Linked DNA regions of Mus musculus: region 2 is linked to region 1. Evidence: chromatin loops called from intact Hi-C (ENCODE). Cell type or tissue: heart. All regions are shown on one strand.

Region 1 (8,000 bases):
TCCTCACAATGCCAAGGCAGATAAAATTTATATAAATCTAAGATAGAAGTAACTTGTAATATCCTTAAAACAAAAGCACATGGCTTGCAGTCTCAAGTCAGACAATCCTAGTCCAAGGCATGAAGCACACTGAACTAAAAGCACTTGACTTACCAAGGTGGTTAACAACGTATCGACCCAGGAATCCTGTAGCCCCAAACACAGTGGCCACAACTCCACTGACAGATGAGCGGCCTCCTTTCCCGTGAGGTATGACAGCATGGTGAAGCTGGCGATGGGATGAGCCACAGAACACAGAAGTGGCTGCTGCAGTAATGGCAGGACCTTCAGGGAAACACCAGAGGCAGCAAACATGGCACATGTTAGCATAAAAGGTTCCTAGGAACTTGTACCTTAGGGATTTAAGTCCCGACAATATTAAACATAAATTACTATAGCATAAAATCCAGAGTAATTATATAAAGTTAGAAAGCAAATCCCATGTCCTATCAAGCCACATTATCACAAGAAAGAATTTCTGAGTAAAGTGTCTGGGTAAAGTATTTTGAGAAAGGTTTTAAAGAGGAACAACCAAGAGTAGAATCCCACAAGACACACAGAACATGCACAACTAAATAGAAGTAAGAATGAGTAAGACTGGAGTTGAGTAACAGCAAGAAAATCTGGACATGACTGAAGTTTGATGGCAAGTGAGTTGAGGTAATGATGTGGTTGGGGCAGAAGACTATTGGCATCTCAAGAGGAAAACAGGAAGAAAAAAATGCTGGGAGCTGGCTTGGCTGGTAGGGGGCCTGCTATGAAAGCAGGAAGACTGAGTGTGAATTCCTGACACTTGCATAAAAAGAGGAAAAAAAAGGAAAAAAAAAGAAAAGAGAAAAGAAAAGGAAGAAAAAGAAAAGAGAAAAGAGGAAAGACAACAGAAAAGAAAAGAAAAGAAAAGAAAAGAAAAGAAAAGAAAAGAAAAGAAAAGAAAAGAAAAGGGGAGGAAGGAAAAAGAAAAGGAAAAGCCACCCAAGCACAATGGCTGCCATGCCTTTATAACCCCAGTAACTCACTATCTCCTATAGAGAGGCTGAGAGAAGTGGATTCCTAAAGCTTGCTGCCAAGACAACATAGCCAACTCAGTGACTTCCAAGTTCAGTGAGAGATTCTGTCTCAAATCGATAAGTAATAGATAGATACACAGACAGACAGATAGGGTGGAGAGTGATTAAGGAAGAAAGCAGATATTGACCCCTGACCTTCATGTGCACACATATTCACATGTGCCCAAACACAAATATGTACACATGCCAGGGGCCTTCCCCAGCATAGGGGGTCATGGCTGGCAGGGCTGCCTGCAGAAGAAAGAAGGATGGGCAAGGGGTGTGTGTGTGTGTGCGCGCACGCGCGCACGCACTCGGGTGCGGGCTCAAAGCTGGCTGGCTGACTGACTGACTGACTGACTGACTGACTTGCAATCAAGCCGTTCCTGCTGCTCTGACTGACTACCAACCGGGTGCTTCTTTATTTATACAAGTCTCACAGAACAAAGGCGGACTAGTGATTATCTAAGTGGTACAGAATATGTTTGACTTTTCATTACATGTCCAGGGTTACAGTTTAGTTACAATTAGAAAATACTGGGATGGGATAGGAGGGTTCCGAAGGGGAAATGGGGAAGGGGATAACATTTGAAATGTAAATGCACAAAATATCTAATTTTAAAAAAAGAAAAGAAAAAGAAAATACAAACAGAACATCTTTTATTGTTATCAGCCCCATAACTCTGACTTAACAAATCTAAAGAATGTCCCCACCAGGGCTGGCTAGATGACTCAGTGGTTAAGAGCAGTGACTGCTCTTCCAGAGGTCCTGAGTTCAATTCCCAGTAACCACATGGTGGCTCACAACCACCTGTAAAGGAATCCAATGCCCTCTTCTGGTGTGTCTGAAGGCAGCTACAGTGTACTCATATGGAAGGAAGGAAGGAAGGAAGGAAGGAAGGAAGGAAGGAAGGAAGGAAGGGAGGGAGGGAGGGAGGGAGGGAGGGAGAGAGAGGGAGGGAGAGGGAGAGAGAAAGAGAGAGAAGCAAACATGTTTATTATATGACAGCCTGCTTTTAGGCTAGCAATGTTCGTAGTTTTAAAATATGCCAGACAAACAGAAAATACCTGAAACGATCTTTTTGTGAATAGAAAATACTAATACCTAACGTCTATTAGTATATGTTTTATCATCTATGCTATAAAGTAGGAAAAGTTTATTTTAGTCTATCTTATTTACTTAGTTTTACTCCTCCAGGGCTGTACCCTGTACAAGCCCCTATCTTTAAACTACATTTTCAGAGAACTCTAAGAATATAAGAAGAAGAGAGCTTGAGTCTGTAAACTATTCACCTGGCCCGTCAGTTTATCAACTGTCTCTGTTTGCCCTGCATCAATTACAGTTTGAGTTATCTCAGGGGCAGACACCCCCCAAGCAGGTTCCTGGAGTAATGGCCTCATCTAGCTATGTGCTTATCTGTGCTTAATGATCCCCAGGGCATAAAGAAGACTTCTAAATGGTGGCCAGTCTTTTTGGGATTTTCCTAAAAAGGCTCAGGAAATGACATAAAACGAATCTCAGGAAAATGAAACATGATGGAGAAAGTCCCCAAGGATGCACTATGCAGAGATCAAAACCCAAAAAGCTAGAGATTGAAGGACAGTGATTGTAGCAATCTGCTCAGCTTTGCTGGAACTGTGTCAAACAACAATGCTGGCATCATGAGTCTTGCCATTTCCAGTGGATATGGTTGTGCCATACACATATATACTCTCTTACCCTAAAGAAATATCCATACAGAAAAGAAGAAGATAAACAGAAGGAGTACAGTTTTGATGTCAAAAAACAACAAACAAAAAAACACCGAAAATGGATCTTTAGGGAGGGGCTGGTGAGAATGCAAATGATGCACTAAGAAGCAGGGCACCCTGGGGCAGCCCTGGCCTCATCTAAAACTGTTAAGAGAGTGTCGTTATGTAATCGGGTTACTCCAGAACTCCCTATGTAGCCCTAACTGCCTTTGAACCCACAATGATCCTCCTGCCTCTGTGTCTTAAGCACTGAGGTTACAGGTGTGAGCTACCATGTCTTTCTGTCTTATAAAATCCTACTCTAAAGCTCCTTTGATGTTCATTTACAGTAAATAAAAAAGACTGGGGTACAGGAACAGCTGACTCCCTAATTAGCAGCTGTTGGACTATCTCTTGCTATTCTGATTATCTGAGCAGAAGACTATCAATCAGCCCTAATGGCAGCACCAGAAACCCTGAATATCAATCACATGGATGCCTTGGGGAAACTACATGAACCAAGCAGCCCTGACTCCTGAAAGCCCCTCCTCGGCCAGGTCACCTCAAACAGTTTGTCCCAGATTTTTATGCTGTTACAACCCAATTCTAGATGACCCTGTACTCATTTCTGAGGTTAGAGAACATGCACAGAGGGCCAACTGTGACTGGTACTAAAGAGGATAGGCTGTGATTGCTCCAAATATCCCTTCTCTGCCTATCTAGCGAGTCTCCCGGGAGACCCTCTTCTGTGCTGTTTTTCCCTGTAGTGTGGCAGAGGGCCTAATAAAAAACTTCTTGGGAATGGCCATGTTTTGTCTACTTTCAGTAGTGTGGGCTCAGTTGGGGACATGAAGAAAGAAGCAATGGACATGGCAAAGAAGTGGTGATGGCTTTAGCAATGGCATAAGGACATCTGACCCCAGCTTAGCGTCTGTTGGAATTTCCTGCTCCCACTACCCTAAGAACAAAAGCTCTTCTACGTGGTCTGACATGAAGCGATTTTGAGAATGACTTGACATTCTGTAACGAGTTTTTTAAAAACACACTATGGAAAACTGTAAGTGAAGCGGGCATGTTTGTGGCGTGGAGAGTGGAAGGGCCGTGAACTGTAACGACTGAATGCTTTGCCTCCCTTGATCTGCAGGTGCAAATGCATGGTTTCGATTTGAGGGCTGTGAACACATTCAATCACGACAGAAGAGTAAATAAACAACGCTGACAAATTCTAAGCGGTCCTTCACTTTTCTTTCCACCCAGCTCCCGACTCTCCACAACCATCTCTCGCTGCTGCAGTCCCTACCGCCACAACCTGACATCTGTGGCGCGGATTCTGATTTCCAGTGCGATCACCACCATGAAGTCAATCGATGTCCTGCCGTCCAAGCCCCCTTTCCCCTGGATAAGTACTCTCTTGGACCGCAACCTTCCCCACAATCCACGCACTATCTCGAACCTGTCAGTGTCCGGGTTCTCCTCGTCCCTCCCAGCTCCTCCAGCTCTCCGTCCCCTTGCCGAGTGCAGTTTCACACATGAGCCAAGAGTATGAGGAAGAAAGGTCATGTTCCCGTCGCCGAATGCAACCCCAAGACCCGGTCCCCGGTGACACTTACGTGACATTGGAAGCGCTCTAACAACCCGAAAGCGGACGGCGGCCGCCATCTTCTCCCACAATGCCTCACGGCCGGTGCTTCCGCCAACTACGGCAACAACGCGGGGTCAAATGGTATCTCAAGGACCTCTCTGCGCAAACGCCAACTGGGAACGGAAGTGGCAGGTTGATGGTTGATAAGAGAGCCTGGGAGTAAAAGCAGAGGAGAGAAAAAGAAAAAGAGGAGGAGAAGGCAGGGGAAAATACAGTCCCGGTTTTGGAATGGGTTGTGAAGACCACCTGATATTTCCGGGGAATCTGCATTTCAGAGTTAACCAAGGACTGACTCAAGGGCATGCAAAATGGCCAGCTTTCAAAGACCCTTTTTCTATGGGCTAATTACCAAAAAGAGTCAGACAGCTCTGCAGGGGTAAGAAGGAAGGGTGCCCCTGCACTCAAGGAGTTGCACGGAGGAAAAAGGTGTAATAGGGTCTGCGTACAGTGTACAAGTGGGGGAGTTAAATAGAAATGCAGAGGCGCCCCCACCCTAAGCCCCTCGCACGCCAACGCCGCCAGGAACATCCTTTTGCAGGGCGTTAGTGTTCACTGTCCCCTTTCATAGAATGCATACTTAGATGTCTGCACCAATTCAATTCCACTCATAGATGACCTCACCAGGGACTTCTGATCACCTTTTCCAACGCGGTGATCAGTCTCTGTGTCGTGAATTTGATTGGCTGGGGTTTATGTGTTTGTTCGGTCGTGAATTTTGTTTATTGAAGCACACTCATCACTAACTGAATTATGAAACGAGAAGTTCTATTTTTGGAATTTTTGAGACAGGGTCTCCCTTTGAAGTCCTAGTTGGCTTCGAACTTGTGGTACAGCTCTCTGCTTCAGGTAGGAGTCACCACCCTGGGCTGATCCAGAGATTTATAAATGGTTTTGAAACGTGAATCACCTGAAATGTGATATAAAATCGCATGCTATGCTTGACATTCAACATATTTTTCTTATGGAAAAACTGCTGGCTTTACCCAGAGCAGCTTTTTTAAAAACTGGGCCTCTTTGAAAATCTGTGTTGTTCTGCAAAGATTTACCTGGAGCCTCGGGATGTTCTGAGAAAATAGAACCACTTGCATTTAAAAATCTTTTTTCAGGCTCTGGTGGTCCCTGCCTATAATCCCAGCTCTTGGAAGGCAGGGACAGGAGGATAGGGAGATCCAGGCCAGCCTAGGTGACCTTGTCTCAAATTTTAAAAAATTAAAAAACTTGATTCCAGTCATCCTCTAGCTATACCTGAGTAAAAGACATGGGCTTGCAAACTGAAGTTCCCAGAAAGAAGCTGCAAGTTCTGAACTTTCTAGAAAGGCTGATTAATTGATTAAAACTGTAATAATAATAATAGAGAAAGGAGTGTTGCAGATCCAAGATTACCCTGGGCTATCCTTAGCCCTCTAAATAGCCATTTATTATCCACCTTTGTGTGTGCCCTATCGTCTTTGTGACCATCACCTGAAAACATTTTAATATATTTATTCACTTTACATCCCAATGTCAGTCCCCTCCCCTTTCTCCTCCCAGTTCCCCCTCACGAAGATCCTACCCCCATTCTCCCCTTCTCCTTTGAGAAGGGGGTGTTCCCCTCTGAGTATCACCCCCACCCCCACACATCTAGTCACTGCAGGCACATCCTTTCTCACCTCGCCGAGGCCAGACAAGGCCAAGGCAGCCCAGTTAGGGGCATGGGATCCACAGGCAGGCAGGCAGGCAAGCAGGCAGGCAGGCAGGCAGGCAGGCAGCAGATTCAAGGACAAGTCTCTAGTTGGGGAAACCATATGAAGACCAAGCTGCACATCTGCTACATATATTCTGGCACATGCTTGCTCTTTGGTTGGTGGTTCAGTCTCTGGGAGCCCCCAAGGGTTCAGGGTAGTTGACTTTGTTGGTCTTCCTGTGGTACCCCTGTCCTCTTTGGGCTGAAACCCTTTGGGGTCTTTAAGGGGATCATTAGCTGCTACTAACCCAGAAGCTGAGACTATCATCAGATAGCCTTTAAGGTCCATACATCTCAGGTGTCTCCTGATTTATTAGAAGATCCCACCTTGCCCACCTGATGTTTCTACACATGGATTTGAAAAGTGTTTACTTGTAATTCTCTTTGTTCTGTTACTACAAGAACTTTTCACTGTTGGACAATGGAATTTGGGGTAACCTTGATTTGGCTATCCATATTTGACTCCATTATAAACTACCTCTTGTCCCCTTTGAGGGGACTAACCCTATGAAACATACCTTAGATTTATCAATAAACTGCCTAGTTTGGCGGAGTCATTCTCAACTTGGTAATTTTTCACATGCTTAGTGGTAGAAGTGTTCATTGTTCATCTCCAGGAGGAGAGTACATTGCTGAGAAAGGCAGCTATCTAGTAATGAGTAGGAACTGCTTGTGACTAGGATAGGAAGGCCCGTATACCCCCTGCTGTAGTTCCCTTTTTTGTTTTGTTTTTTTTTTTTTTTGTTTTTTGTTTTTTGTTTTGTTTTTGTTTTTTTGAGATAGGGTTTCTCTGTGTAGCCCTGGCGATCCTGGAACTCTGTAGATCAGGCTGGCCTTGAACTCAGAAATCCACCTGCCTCTGCCTCCCAAGTACTGGGATTAAAGGCACCACCACTGCCCGACCCCTTTTTACTTTGAGACAGTGTTTCCCTAAAATGTTGAGGCTGACCTTGAACTTCAGTTCTCCTGAGTAGTTGAGACACTGTGATTTCAGGTCTTCACCTCTGGGCCCAGCTGACCCAGTATTGATGAGAATTGCCATTTATCCAATTGAACTAGAAAAGAAGCCCTTTTACTCTGAAGCTCAGTAATGCCCAATTGCCTTGCATTTCTTGGCCTCCTTCTTTCTTGACTAGAGCTCAGAATTTGCTAGCCCCTGATTCTGAGATTGATATAAATATTATGGTACTCTCCAAGTTCTGATAAATTGACATATCCCATTCCCATTTTGCACATGCCTCATAACCTAGGAAGTAAGTATATCACTTACCAACTCTGGGTCAAGCACTTTTGGTCTCAAGGTGTCATAGTTGAAAGAGCACTGATTTTAATACCTGGAGTATTTTATCCAGTTCAACACCTAACTGGGAAACAGATGCCTGCTGCTTGCCTCAAATGATTATTAATAGGCTCAGGTGACTAAATGATATAAAGAACCTTGGTCACCTGCAAAAAGCTGTCAGCCAGCCAGTGTGCCTGCCTCTTCAAACATCAGGGAAGTACACAGATGCAGTGTGTCTGAGCTGCAAAGGCTCTGGCAGAAGCCAACAAGCCTACTTTTTTTTCTAAGATGAGAACGATCCATAATAAAAGTTGGTAGTTGGCAAATGGCTTTATTGAAGGATACCAATATCCAGTTGCTTTTGAATCTGTTCGGGTTTTTGTTGGTTTTGATTTTGTGTTTGGTTTGGGGTTTTTTGGTTTGGAGTGGGTGTGGTGTGTTGTTTTTCACCTTTGTTGGAACTTTGTTCCTTGGTTAGACTGTTTTTGGGCCAGGCATGGTGGCTTGTGCCAGTGACAAAGCCAGCAGCAACAACGA
Region 2 (8,000 bases), 260 kb after region 1:
GCCAGCATCAGCCAGCCCGGGGTCCAGCATCAGCCAGCCCGAGAGCTTTCTTCCCGAGCTACATGCTCAGCTCAACAAGCTGATGAAAGCAGAAACAGAGCAAGTTCCGGGAGAAAACCATCAGTGCAGACGTGTGCCTGCACTGACTGAGAGTGCTTTCCCACCTACATATACCAACCAATATCAGAAGGAAGGGACAGACTGCTGCCAGCTAGGGACCGTGCTTGGAGACTTATGTTTTACTATTTCTGTAAGTTATGGATGTCTGTGTCAGGGTATGTGCATTTGACTGTAAGTTCTGTAGAGGCCAGAAGAGGGGGGTCAGAGACCCCCTGGAGATCAGATCTGGAACCGGAGTTAAAAGTGGTTGTGGGTCACCAGTCTGGGTACTGGGGACCAAACTGGGGTTCTCTGTAAAAGCAATACCCTTTCTCAACCACTAAGCCATCTCACCACCCCACAGACTGTGTGGGAATCTGTTTGTTTTTAAAAGGGGGGCAGAGGGAGACCAGTGAGCATCCAACTTACAAAGTCCGGAGACCAACCAACTTAAAGATGGATGTGAATGCAGTTGTGGTTACTCACGTTCCAGAGCAGTTGGCTTTGACAAGCAAAGCAAAGGGCCACCCCACAGCAGAGGGAATGACAAGCCAACCAAAGGGCCATCCCACAGCAGAGGGAATCTCATCGTTAGTACAGAAATCAGAGTAACTGTTTAGGAAAGTGCTAATGCGAGCCTGTAAATGTCTTATTTCCTAATATAAAATCATTCTTTACAGCCTAAACTAACCTTGCAGTCTTTGTATAGTGCAGATACTGGCCTCAAACAGAGATCCTCCTGCCTCAGGCATCTGCCTGCTGGGATGACTGGCACGTGCCACCTGGCTTTAATCTTGTCAAATCGTGACTGTGGTCCTTAAGAACCCACCCAAGGCGACTTTTCAGTGACTGGCCCCCGTGAGGGTCTGCGTAGAGACACTATTGGAGCTACCCGTGCACGTCATGCCCACTTTAGAGACTTCTGTTCCTTCGAGTGACCTACCGTTTTAGTCCAATTCTATGGTAGCCTCACCCCCTAACCCCAATCCAATTCAACTCAATTACAATGCCGCCTGCCTCCCCTCGCCCCCACCAAGTCATTAACAGTGAAGCAGAACTGGGCAATAATCGGATGAGACCAACCTTGAATGATTTTCTCCTTATTAAGTCTTGTTTCACCACTGAAATAAAAAAGAAAAGAAAAAAAAGTTACCAAATTATTTTTGAAAAGAGAAAAGAAAAAAAAAATCGAAGAGCAATGAGATTCATGACAAATCTTAACCTTGCAAATCTAATTATTTCCTTTCCAATTTTCCACCCCAACTCTTGAATTCCAAATCAAGCCACCCCTAGAGCAAATGTAAATGGGTCAGGAAATCAATGTTAAATGAACTGCTGGAGGAAAAAGCTATTAAAAATGCAGCTTTATTTATGATGAGGCAGCCTTGGTACGGTAATCGTGCTGACCGAGCAGGATCACTTCAGGGCAGCAGGCCCGGAACCAGGGTGGCCATCTGTGAGCTGCTGCCCTGAAGAAGCACGTGACAGGTGTGAACATGGAAAGAGACCCTTAGCACCCAGAACTGACCCTGGTCCTGGAATGGAGGTAGTCATACTGTGCGGTAGCTATGGCCACCTTGCAGACCAACTGTGTGCCGAACTCAGTGCGGTTACCCTTTGAGGAATTAAAAAAATCAAAGCAATCCCAATCCTAAAGCTAGCAGAAGACCAACAGGACTGACTGGAAAGATTTCCAGGAAATAAATGGGTAAACTGAGGCTGGAGGACAGCGGTGAGAGGGAGCCACATGGGCAAGCCTAGATGGCAGGTTAGATCTAGGATAAAAGTCACCAAGCAGGGCTAGGAGGGTGGTCAGTTGGTAAAGTGATCACCACACAGGGCGAGCTGCGATCTCAGCACTGTGGAGGAAGCTGGGCATGGCGACAAGTGCCTGCCTGTAATCGCGGCACTGCCCATCTCTGGCCTCCACACGCAGCGACTCTTAATAAAGTTCATTCCCTAAAAACAAACACAGATCTGGCTAAGAGACACCAAGAAGGGCTGGAGAGATGGCTAGTGAGTAAAGGAACTGTTGCTCTCCGGGAGGACCAGGGATCCATTCTTAGCACCCTCATGGTGGCTCTCAACTCAGTCCCAGAGGATCTAATACCCTCTCTTCTGACCTCGACAGACATCAGGCACACATGTGACACATACATACATACACATACACACACACACACACACACACACACACACACACACTCAAGTGTATCAGGCAAAACATTCATATACATTTAAAAACAAACAAACCACAAAGCTTGTGTGGTAAGAGAACAACCTCCACAATAAAGGACTGGAAGGCAAGGTGTGAAATAAGATTCAAGTGCTAACTCCTTAGAAAGGAGGGGTATAAAAAACATCCGGACCCGTACACAGAAACACTGGAAGAATTATATTAATAGGTCCAGGCAAGGTGACACATGCCTTTTCCGGCATGGCCTAGGGAGGGACAGAATGACATGGTTCCTGCCCCTGGGACAGGGCCAGCAGGCATGGCTGCTTTGGGCAAGGCTTGCTTGTATAATAATGTACAAATTTTCATGTTCCTCCTTCGAAGAACGTCCTTCCTGTTAATGTTAAGGACCCCAGTCCAGAAGGCAAAGGTGTGGCTAATAGTGGTAAACCCTAAGGCTGTAGGAAAGAACTCTAAAAACATGGGTTCGAAAATAGGTAATTTCTCAAAAAGGAAGGATGTAACATGAATTAAATGAGGGGCTTCACGAAACTAAAGGAACTAAAGCAGTTGTGCTGTGAGCCAACTTGTCAGAAAGGTACTTTTCTGTTTATGCTTACAAAGGCAGGCAGATAGCTAAATTCAGGGTTGGCCTAAGACAGAGCAAGGTTAGGCCAAGGTGTGGTAAAAATGCTAATTCCAGGACAGGGTCCCACCTAGCTAGTTAATGCTCTGGGCTTATCAGAAGCAGGCAGACCTCTGCATTCCTTTGCCAAGTTAAAAAGAAAATGTGTGCTCCTTGCCTCCAAAAGAATCAGGGGGCAGGGATCTCTGGATGCTGATTCACAGGATAATCAAAAAGGAACCTAGAATAAATGACGGGATTGATATGTAAAGTTAAACACTGGGCTTGTGATCCGCAAGAGATGAGCTATCCAGAATCTTTTTTAGAATAGCAAGAGAACTGCTGGGAGAGCTGTCTCTAGCAGAAAATAGAGAGCTGCCTGGAGAAAGCAGAACAGAGAGAAAGCCTGCTGGAAAGTTCTGCCGTGACGGGCCACCAGCTTGGACCCAGGACTTCGAGTCATTTGTTTTCACCACTCCCAGACACCCCTTCTCTCAGAACCCCCCTCTCTCTCCAAGGCCAGGCTGGTTCTTGTCATTCAAGGGGCAGTTCCAGCCAAGTGGAACTTTGTGAGTTCAAGGCCAGCCTGAACTACAAAGTGAGTTCCAGCCAAAGCTACACAGGGAGTATCTGTCTCAAAAACAAAATAAAGTTGTTTTCTTGTTTAAGCGAGAAAAGTATAGTGGTAGAACACTTGCTAACCATGCAAGGCCTCAGGCTCAATACTGAACATGGCAAAATAAACTAAGCAACTAAAATACAAAGAAGTAAATAAATATGGTCTCATATGGGGAGAGGAATAGGAACAAGGAGAATTGTTTTGGTTCCTAAACATACAGATATTTTTTTAAAATGTATGATTACATAAATGAAATTACTGTGTTTGGAACCGTTTAGGCCTTGGCAAAGGCAAGACGACTGATGGCCCACTATTAAAAGAGTTCCTATATATAGTACAGCAGCATCTTAAGAAACAGGCACCAAAAAAAAAAGCATTAACCTCTGACATACAGAAAGGTCTGCTGGCAGAAGGCTGGGCTGCGCAAGCTGGTGTTCCTAATCTAGGGAGAGAAATTGTGCCCTGGGCTCACTTCCTATCTCAGCTTTAAAACCTTCCTGATACCAATAAAAACTGCCTCCTGCCGGCTCATGGCTCAGCACTTGGGAGGGGGAGAAAGAAAAACTGTGTGAGTTCAAGGCCAGCCTAGGCTACAAATCAAGTTCCAGGCTACCTCAGGCCACTCAGCAAGACCTGCTCCAACGACCAAATGCTGCTGTTTGGTAACACAGCCTGTAAGTCTAGCAACTGGGAGATGGAGGCAGGAGGATCAGAGGCTGGAGGATCCAGAGTTCAAGGTCATCCAAGTGGCACAGTACCTCTGAGATCAGCCTGGCCTACAGAAGACCTGTCTCCAAAATCTAAAGAAATAAAACGGAATCGCTTTAAGTAGAAGTAATATCCTCCCAATTAACTCCCAGCAAGAGGCAAAGCAGCACCCTCACTGGGCACATTTAACATCAGGGATGGGGCAGGGGGCAAGGGAGATGGCTCAGTTGGGAGGTAAATTGCTCCCCATACAAGCACGAGTACCTGGGTTTTATACCTGAAGTAAAAACGTGTGGGGAGCTCGAGCCAGTCAGCCTAACACAATCAGAAACCTCCAGAACCAGTGAAAGACCCGGGCTCAAAAAATTAGGTGGAGGGGCTAGAGGCTGGTGACTCACAACCATCAGTAACTCCATTTCTGGGGAATCTGCTGCCCTCTTCTGGCCTCTTGGGGGACTGCATGCACATGACACACAGACATTCCTTCATGCAAAACAGCGATGCACATAAAATATAAGTAAATCTTTATCATTTTATAAAAAAAAAAAAGGTGGAGAGTGATCACTCACACACACACACACACACACACACACGAGAAAATTACTAATTTTGTCACTCCAACATTTTGCAGATAGCACTGAGAGTGAAATCTCTCCATAATATGGGCAGTGGCCTTTCTTTTGAACACACACTGAAAAGAATCCAAGTGACAGGATAGTTTTGCAAAGGCACTGCCCCACATCTAGTGATTCTGTTCATTAAGAGGTAAAAACAAAAGTGGATGCGATATAGTGAACAATTTCCTTCAGCTGTAGGTTGATCCCTGCTGGGGCTGGAGACAGATGTTCAGTGGGGAAGAGTGCTTGCTCTGTAAGAACTGAGCTGAGATCCAGGTGTTACATAAATGGCAAGGTATATGTCTGAACCTGGGTGCTGGTGGCTGGGGAGAGAGGCAGGAGGGTCATTGGGACATGCTGGCTGCCAAATTAGCTTCAGGCTCAGTGAATTACTGAAGTCTCCCCACCTACATATATGCTTAATACACTCCTAACATACACACACACACACACACACACACACACACACACACACATACACACACCCCTGCTACCTTTTAGCATCTAGCAGGCAGTTTTGAACTCAAGCCACGTTATAAATATTCAAAGATTACATAACCCAAAATAGAACTGTTTCCCCAAAACCTGTGTAAATATTTAGTATTGCAGCTTTTAGCAGCTTTAAAGGGTATCCATAAATCCTTGAGGCAGGTGTTTAAAGCTAGTTTAGGGGATGGGCAAGGCTAAACAAGCCCTTGGCTAGGGAACCAGAGAAGGAGGCGGCTGTGGAAAGGTCAGAGCGATGTATTTGGAGTGGAGGATGCATCGCTCATTTTCAAATTCTGCAGGGTGATCCATTTCCAAAACAGAACACCAGGCTCCACAGAAGTCTAGACACTTATGCCAAGAGCTGAAGTCTCATGACCTGCCATTTATAGGCCCTGTGTGGGGGGGAGGTGTGAGCATGGGACACCATGGGGGACACACAAGACACAAGCAGGCCTCGCTCAGGCTGTAGGTTACCCTTTGCTGTTACTTAAAAGCAAGTCCCTTGGCTCAAGTTTACATACTTAATCCCTTGTTAGATCCTTATAAAGATTCCGACTCAATAATTGACAGCTTCAAGCTATCCACAGCCGAGAAGCCGACCTTTGTGGGAAATTAGCACATTTCTGGGGTTTTCAGCACATTTATTCCAGTGTGTAAATTACCGCCTCACCTGATACCACCTGACCTTTTACCAACCATTTCAATTGCAAATACAGATTCAAAGGCTAGTCCCAGAGGAAAAAATAATAATAATAAAAAAATGGAAGTAAAATGGTGTTGCAAGTGACTAACTATAAACCCAAAAGCTCAAGAGAATCCAGGCCTCTGTGGCTGTCAGGTACGAACACTCACCCAGCCTCCCTGGGTTGGGTTACAATGCTGCAACTTTCATGAGAAATTACAGTTCAATACAAACAAGAGACAAGAGGCTTGGAATCCAGCCGGGCAGTGGTGGCGCATGCCTTTAATCCCAGCGGGAGGCAGAGGCCAGCATGGTCTACAGAGTGAGTTCCAGGACAGCCAGGGCTACACAGAGAAACCCCGTCTCAAACAAACAAACAAACAAACAAACAAGCAAACAAACAAACAAACAAAAACTTGGAATCCAGGTGTTCTGGTCCAAAAATGACCACCTCCATTTCAAAATAAGACAAACAAAAACAATGGAGAGATGACTCAGCAACTTGAGCACTGACTGCTCTTCCATAGGACCCAGGTTCAATTCCCAGCACCCACGTGGCAGGCTAACAAATGTCCAGAGCTCCAATTCTAGGAGATCTGACCCCCTCTTCTTGCCTCTGTGGGCACCAGGAACACACATGCTACACAGACATACATGCAAACACCTATACTCATAAAATTAATTGATTACTAGAATATTTAAAACATGACAAATTAGGATACACATAAAATTCCATGAAGGATTTGGTTAGACACAAAAAAAAAAATTGCTTTAAATTTGTCTTGCATTATAGTACAGCCCAATGTAATTAGCCAACTTTCCCATGAGTTGTTAGATTTACCTATGGTGACTACCAGTCAAATGTGAAAGCATGTTTGTTCTTGAACCAACCAGGCTTCTATCTGTCACAAGTCCAACAGAAAGAGGAAACCTGGGATGACCATGCCAGGACAGCAGCTAGCCACAGCCCTGTCTATTTCAACATACTAGTCTTCCTGTGTCTAAAAGAGAATAAAACTTTGAGACAGGATTCCACTATGTTCCTCTGGCTGCTAATGTAGACCAGGCTGGCCTTCAACTCTTCTACCTACTGACTGCTGGGGTTTTAAGTATGCTGCCACAACTGTTGAAGAAACCTATTCTTACTACCCACTAAAATTAGACCAGGTGATATTTCCAAGTGACCTTCGAACACTAGGCTTTAAGATAACCAAGAAGCAGAGAATAGTGGGTTAATTTGCTCTGGTTCAAATACTTGCCCCACAACTTTAAGTTCCCTGGAGTCTGACTCCCCTTACTCTCCAGTGAATCACAGATACTCCATATTCACACAGATATTGCCCGTTAAGAATCTAAGTAGGGGGCGGGCGGTGGTGGCGCACGCCTTTAATCCTAGCACTTGGGAGGCAGAGACAGGCGGATTTCTGAGTTCAAGGCCAGCCTGGACTATAAAGTGAGTTCCAGGACAGCCAAGACTACAGAGAAACCCTGTCTCGAAAAACCAAAAAAAAAAAAAAAAAAAAAATCTAAGTAGGGATCGTTTCCCAGCAGGGTCTACATTGAAAAGAGGACAAGGGGGTTCATGTTCCTTTAGTGCTCCCAATAAAGCGGTATCATCTCCCGGAACATTCTAGAAAGCACAGGGACACAGAAAGACACAGGGAACCAGAGTTCTAATTTAGCCACTAAAATCCCTGAATCCTAAAGGTCCACTTCACATGATGCTGGAGACCATCTTCCTATAAAGAGGAAGCTGGACAGAAAAAGCATGCGTTGAAGAAGGTCGCCACAAGGTTCAAACGCTGTCAGCGTTCCTGTGAGCCCTATGAAGCCGGAAACGGTAATCAGTCCCGCTCCGAGAAGCTGTTCTGATAAGCCCTGACTACACAGGTGAGACTCAGCTGCTTTTTATCTGAGCTTTGCTTACAGAAGAACACGTTATTTAATTCTCGGGCATATTTCTTCCTCTCTGCTCCATGTGCTCC

Evidence for each region. Hi-C counts contacts between places; a loop is a spot of excess contacts. Peaks named below come from ENCODE experiments on the same cell type or tissue, not always from the same donor. Only the 100,000 strongest peaks of a DNase experiment are listed, where the experiment ranks them.
Region 2: it touches region 1 in a loop (2.4-fold over the local background); 2 of 42 quality-filtered maps call a loop at or near these places.

What each region holds. Positions count from the first base shown.
Region 1 is chr6:126,844,638-126,852,637 of GRCm38, forward strand. It overlaps Ndufa9 (NADH:ubiquinone oxidoreductase subunit A9), which reads right to left and starts at 4,507. Exons shown (of 11, transcript NM_025358.3): 1 at 4,427-4,507; 2 at 154-324. The coding sequence starts at 4,475. In heart, no CTCF peak of the experiment used is centred here; a DNase peak (open chromatin) is centred at 4,504; H3K4me3 peaks cover 2,316 bases; H3K27ac peaks cover 1,731 bases.
Region 2 is chr6:127,100,667-127,108,666 of GRCm38, forward strand. Tigar (Trp53 induced glycolysis regulatory phosphatase) reads right to left here. Exons shown (of 6, transcript NM_177003.5): 2 at 1,183-1,220. Among named protein-coding and RNA genes, the nearest start is that of Tigar, 4.9 kb to the right of the region's middle. In heart, a CTCF peak has its summit at 4,665 (motif pointing left); a DNase peak (open chromatin) is centred at 5,715; H3K4me3 peaks cover 400 bases; H3K27ac peaks cover 102 bases.